2 separate regions of the Homo sapiens genome follow, and region 1 is linked to region 2. The links are chromatin contacts, found by Hi-C or POLR2A ChIA-PET in ENCODE. All regions are on one chromosome and are shown on one strand. The core of a region is the stretch at or near the end of the contact, and the rest is flanking DNA. Distances in the headings are between cores, read along the strand shown.

Evidence for each region. A loop is a pair of places that touch in the nucleus more often than their neighbours do. ChIA-PET counts read pairs that join two places held with the same protein, here RNA polymerase II (POLR2A). Pooled maps may share reads with other maps.
Region 1: a map of mammary epithelial cell shows a loop between it and region 2 (2.1-fold over the local background). The contact joins the enhancer-like site here to the promoter of EIF4G3 in region 2. A Hi-C loop is called at or near these places in 5 of 168 maps with a recorded cell type or tissue (CD14-positive monocyte, heart right ventricle, mammary epithelial cell and 1 more) and 5 of 50 pooled maps. POLR2A ChIA-PET finds 5 or more read pairs at or near these places in 6 of 52 experiments (GM10248, GM12878, H1 and 3 more).

The regions. Positions count from the first base shown.
Region 1 is chr1:21,089,575-21,092,528 of GRCh38, forward strand. The region is part of intron 2 of EIF4G3 (eukaryotic translation initiation factor 4 gamma 3); the gene reads right to left. Among named protein-coding and RNA genes, the nearest start is that of EIF4G3, 86 kb to the right of the region's middle. Within about 2 kb of position 1,702, at least 7 of the 41 ENCODE cell types and tissues checked have a DNase peak (open chromatin) inside an H3K27ac peak, as active enhancers do; they include CD14-positive monocyte, GM12878 and mammary epithelial cell, where a contact is called at or near this core.
Region 2 is chr1:21,175,172-21,178,608 of GRCh38, forward strand. It overlaps EIF4G3 (eukaryotic translation initiation factor 4 gamma 3), which reads right to left and starts at 1,726. Exons shown (of 37, transcript NM_001391906.1): 1 at 1,551-1,726; 2 at 1,004-1,187. RefSeq lists an enhancer at 1,641-1,690.

The DNA.
Region 1 (2,954 bases), core at 452-2,951, 86 kb before region 2:
AGAATCACTTAAACCCCAAGAGTTCAAGACAAGCCTGGGCAACACAGCAAGACCTCATCTCTACTAAATTAGCCGAGTGTGGTTGCCAGCACCTGTAGTCTCCGGGAGGCTGAGGTGGTAGGATCACTTGAGCACAGGAGTTTAACAAGTTGCAATTAGCAAACCTCTCTACCAAAAAAAAAAAAAAGCCTAAATAAATCAGCATGAGACAGGAACTGCCAGAAATTTTCTACAGAATTTGAATTCAAAGAAATGACCCATGTAAAACTCTGTACACTACAACATACTTCCTTCCTAATTCTGCCTGCCATTGTGCTTATTACCAGTTCTCACCAAACTCTGTATCTCCAAGCATAAATCATTGGATGTTTCTTTCCCTCTGAGCTCAAGATACAGGCAAAACAGCTTTTCATAGTGCTACTTAAAATTCTAATTCAATAAATGAGCAGTGTAACATGCACATACAATAATCCAGAACATGCTGATTTTTCATAACCCATGATTGAAATACAGTAGTACATCCACTTGATATTTCTGTATTTCAAATTGCTGTGATTTATATCATTAGGAAGTACAAGCAAAACTATTAGTAAGATTACATAGATGGTATGCAATACTGAATTAAGACTCTAAGTAGAAATATAAATGTAAAAAATTTCGAATTCTCCTCTTTCTTTTTTCTAGTAGAATAATAACAAAAGACAAATTTCAGAAATAAATATAATTTGATGGTTAAAGACTCTGATTATTAAAGTACTCACTACATACATGCTACAACAAATGCCAACTAGGCAAATACACTTGCAAAGACTAAATTTCATCAGAGAAATCCAAGAATCCATGAGGATATTACATGACATGTATTACTGATATGAATGTTTCCTACTTATGCAGAAAAGAGAGGACCAATACATTTTAAAGAACAAATGTTTATGAAACTTCATGAAGGATGAACTCTCTTCAAAATAAACCTTCTTGATCAATGGTAATCATGTCTGGCACTGGGGTTGTTTACAGTCAGTACCTCCTTAAAAGGTGGATTTGCACAAAGTAGAAAAGAAGAAGTGAAAATAAACAGAAATTGTCTTTCAGTCTGCCAAAACACTAATGTTCCATTTATAATTCCCAGCTGAACGTTCCTAAACCTTGCCCCACTCCACTACAAGAAAAACTACTGCTCTAATGTTCAGCATAAGCAATATTCTTAAAGTGAAAGACTCAAGTTATCATTTCCTCATTGAAAGGAAGATCAAGGATACAAATGTCATCAAATAAATACTGATTTATAGGTAAAATAGGCAACTAATATCAGGAGATAAAAAAATAATGCAAAGGGTCTTTTTCTATATTATTTCTTATTTAGGCCAAGATGTCAATGTCAATTTATGCTTTCTCTACTTCTTATTTCTACATAGTTCTGAAATAAAAAAGGAAGTTAACTTCTATAATACATAAAGTAATGGCAGAATTTCTAAACTATACCCTATTTCACAAAGATACCGAACAGGATTTCTCAAAACATGTACTGTTTAAAATACAGTTACTTTGGAAACAGCTATAGTCTTCTTTTTTTAATTTTTTATTTTTTGAGACAGAGTCTCGCTCTGTCACCCAGGCTGGAGTTCAGTGGCATAATCTCAGCTCACTGCAACCTCTGCCTTCCAGGTTCAAGCAATTCTCGTGACTCAGCCTCCTGTGACTCAGCCTCCCAAGCAGCTGGGACTATAGACATGCGCTACCACAGCCGGCTAATTTTTTGTATTTTTAGTAGAGATGGGGCTTTGCAATGTTGCCCAGGCTGGTCTCGAACTCCTGAGCTCAGGCAATCCACCCACCTCGGCCTCCCAAAGTGCTAGGATTACAGGCATAAGCCACCGCACCTGACCATAGCTACAGTCTTTTAACATTACTTCTGAACCACACGAATATGTTTTTCAAAAATTAAAAAAATGCAATTTAAACAAGCCAGCTCCAGCCTAGACCACAAGAGACCCTGCCTCTATTAAAAAAAAATTTTTTTTCCACGATATTGATTCTTCCTATCTATGAGCATGGAATGTTCTTCCATTTGTTTGTGTCCTCTTTTATTTCGTTGAGCAGTAGTTTGTAGTTCTCCTTGAAGAGGTCCTTCATATCCCTTGTAAGTTGGATTCCTAGGTATTTTATTCCCTTTGAAGCAATAGTGAATGGGAGTTTACTCATGATTTGGCTCTCTGTTTGTCTGTCATTGGTATATAAGAATGCTTGTGATTTTTGCACATTGATTTTGTATCCTGAGACTTTGCTGAAGTTGCTTATTAGTTTAAGGAGATTTTGGGCTGAGACGATGGGGTTTTCTAAATATACAATCACGTCATCTGCAAACAGGGACAATTTGACTTCCTCTTTTCCTAATTGAATACCCTTTATTTCTTTCTCCTGCCTGATTGCCCTGGCCAACTTCCAACACTATGTTGAATAGGAGTGGTGAGAGAGGGGCATCCCTGTCTTGCGCCAGTTTTCAAAGGGAATGCTTCCAGTTTTTGCCCATTCAGTATGATATTGGCTGTGGGTTTGTCATAAATAGCTCTTATTATTTTGAGATACGTCCCATCAATACCTAATTTATTGAGAGTTTTTAGCATGAAGGGCTGTTGAATTTTGTCAAAGGCCTTTTCTGCATCTATTGAGATAATCATGTGTTTTTGTCTTTGGTTCTGTTTACATGCTGGATTACATTTATTGATTTGTGTATGTTGATCCAGCCTTGCATCCCAGTGACGAAGCCCACTTGGTCACTGTGGATAAGCTTTTTGATGTGCTGCTGGATTCGGTTTGCCAGTATTTTATTGAGGATCAATATTCATCAGGGATATTGGTCTAAAATTCTCTTTTTTTGTTGTTGTCAGGCTTTGGTATCAGGATGATGCTGGCCTCATAAAATCAATATCATGAAAATGGCCATACTGCCCAAG
Region 2 (3,437 bases), core at 476-2,975:
TGATGCATGATGAAATGTTATTCTCAGGTACGCAATACCTTTCTAAATCTCCGTGGAATACATGAATTCAACGTTTTACCTTCACCGGCTAGTTTTTGACTAAAATACCCCATCACCAAGTCTTTTCAATCAAAGCTCTCCAAAATTCTACAATCGAGCAAATAACATGAAATTAGAAACATTCAATACTAGACTTTCCTCCAGAAGCCCTGGTAACTCTCTAGACATCAGGCCTATGAGGAGTAAATTAAAGCCCATTAAAAATATTCAGCCTAACACAAATCTTCCAAGAAGTGAGACTTTTGTGGGTGATGGGTAATGTCGGTGAACTTCCTCTTCCTTTAAAAAGGTCAAAGACAGGGAAGCGTCCGGCGTCACATTTCCTCCTCAGATCTCTACCACAAACCACATCACAACTCTCCCATTACTAAAAAAAATTATCCAGAGGAACTGCTTTCTGTACATTTTCACCTTAGACTGAAAATCCAACATACCTCGGAAACGAGCTGATTGGTTTCAAACAAGAAATTTACCGATAAAGTTTATTATGTACTAATAATAATTATGGAAGCCCACTGTGTCCCGCTGTAGGGGGAGCCGAGGGGAGGTGAAGAGCAGGAGGGTGTAATCCTCACAACAACCAGAGAAAAGCCTTCCCTGCAGGGTTGGTCCCAGGCACCAAGCAAATTCTGCCCAATAAAGGGGGGGAGGGTACCTTAGGGGAGGAGGGGAGAAGGGACCCCAAGCTCTAAAAGGAAGGGGCTGCAGAAGCATGGCCAAGTGGGGCTAGCTTTCACAGTATTGCAGAGGGTCTGGGGGTCCCCCCGCAGTGCTGCTGCCGGGGCACCCCAAAAGCTCCGCCCAAGCCCGATGCAGGGGCTTGAGCCGCTGTCCCTTTCCTGGCTGGGCTGTGGCGGCCGGCAGGAGGGTCCCCTGGGCTGCGGGGTCCCCCTGGACTGCGACGACGAGAACCGAAGGGCCGACAGGAAGGTGAAAAGGATACTGTTGGGGCGCCTGAGTCTGGAGGGCCCTGATGTTCGGGTGAGGAGGGGGGACCGCTGCCGCCGCCGCCGCCGCCGCCGCCGCCGCCGCCGCTGCTGCCGCCGCCGGGTGAGGAGGCGGTACCGCTGCTGCCGCCGCCGCCGCCGCTCCGGTGCCGGGTCCGGTTCCTGCTGCAGTCGCTGTGCCTGATTTCAGAGCCGGTTTCTGCGGTAAACTCATGGCAAAGCGAAGCCACCAACCCCCCCAGAGCGGGACCGGGCGCGCCGGGGTGCAGGGGCCGGGGGCAGCGGGGGGGCGGGATGGGGGCAGACCCGGGGAGGCGGCGGGAGCGGGGGGCTGGGGGGAGCCTGGGGGGAGGAGGAGGAGGGGGCCGGGGCCGGTCACACACGCCCGACGCCGCCGCCGCCGCCGCCGCCGCCTCCGCCGCCGCCGCCGCCGGCAGCAGCAGCCGCCCCGCGGGCCAGCACCACCGGCTGCCGGTCTCCGTGACAACGCGACCCCAGGGGGGGGGCCGGACCCGGCGGGGGCAGGAGGCGGAGAGACCGGACCTTTCACGGCAATATCCTCATGGGCCGGCGGCGGGGGATCTTTATCCCCCTCCCCGGAGGAAGCGGCGCCCTTCTCGGTAGCGGGGCTCAGGCGATGCCGGTGGATTTTCTTCACTCAACGAGCAGAGCATCCAACATGGCGCTGTGGCCGCCTCCAGCAGTCCGGCAGGACGGCTGCTCGGAAAACTTCGGACTTTTTCGGAATGGCTCGGGAAACCGAGGGTGGGAAGCCTCTTCGGCTCTTTCCGGAGACTGCTAGGGGTCGGGATTCTTCGGAGACGCTCGGGTGCGTCCTCGGCCGCCGTTCGGGAGGGCTCAGGGGCTAACTCGCTTCCTCGGCAAAGATCGGCGAGGGAGGCTTCGCTGGCTTACAGCGGCGCGGGTGCGGGGCGGAGGGAAAGACCAAAGGCGAGGTCTGGCTTGCGAGAGTCCTCCCCTGCGGCCCAGCCTCGAAGAACAATGGTAATGGCCCCGGAGTCGGCTGTTCGCTGAGCCCCGCTCGCAGGGGCGGAGAGGCAGCGGCGAGGCGAAAAACCCCTGGAGAAGGAACCGCTTAACCGGAATGGAACCCGTTGGATAGGGACCCCCCGCGGGGACTTCGCGTAACCAATGCCACCCGCCGGCCTGTAACCCACGCATTTCACACCCATTGTGTCGACACTTCCTCAGACGCTCTGAGAGGTGAATGAGGAGCCCCATTTCCAGAGGACACAGAGGAAAAGTGACTAGCCCAAGGTCACCCTATCGGGAAAGGACAGAGCCTAAATCTAAATGCCACCTTCATCTGGATGAACCTTGCCGCCTCCCATATTGGCTGGGGACATGACCTGAGCCGCCATATCTAATCAGCAGCCTTAACTGAGCTCTGTGGATGGATTCAAACCTAGGCCTTCCCCAGGACTGGAGCGCCCTTTGACCAGCAGCCAGTGATCAGCTCCCCAATGTCCTATGCTGGGTGACATTTGTTGATAAGGATTTTCTTCCCAGCTAGACCTGCCAAGATCACTCCCACCCCCAACCCCGCACACCCCACTCCTTAGCAGGTGCCTTGTCCTAAGCACAGTGGCATTGAGTGGGAAAGAATGGCAGGCATCGGCCGGGCGCGGTGGCTCACGCCTGTAATCCCAGCACTTTGGGAGGCCAAGGCCGGTGGATCACTTGAGGTCAGGAGTTCAAGACCAGCCTTGCCAACATGATGAAACCTCGTCTCTACTAAAAATACAAAAATTAGCCAGGCGTGGTGGCAGGCACCAGCTACTCGGGAGGCTGAGGCGGGAGAATCACTTGAACCCAGGAGGCGGAGGTTGCAGTGAGCTGAGAGAGTGCCATTGCACACTAGCCTGGGCGCGACAGAGTGAGGCTTCGTCTCAAAAAAAAAAAAAAAATGGCAGGCGTCATGGAGCAATCAAGTTTTAATATAATATTTACCAGACATGGCACTAAGCGCTGTACCCTTCATTATCTCAAGCAGTCCTGTGAAATAGGTAGTATCCATTTTACAAATGAATAAACTGAGACTGGGGAGGCTCAATACCATCAAACCACAGAAAAGCTGAGAAAATTGAGGCTCAAAACGCACAAAAGACTTCCCCGAGGTCGCACCGACAGTGTGGCTGGCAGAGCTAAGATTAGAGTCTAGTTCTGACTCCTGCTATCCTGCTTCACACACTGCCTTACTATTTTGTTGTTGCTGTTTTTTGAGACGGAGTTTCGCTCTTGTTGCCCAGGCTGGAGTGCAATGGCACGATCTCGGCTCACGGAAACCTCCGCCTCCCATGTTCAAGCGATTCTCTTGCCTCAGCCTCCCGAGTAGCTGGGATTAGAGGCATGCGCTACCACGCCTGGCTAATTTTGTACTTTTAGTAGAGACGGTGATTCTCCATGTTG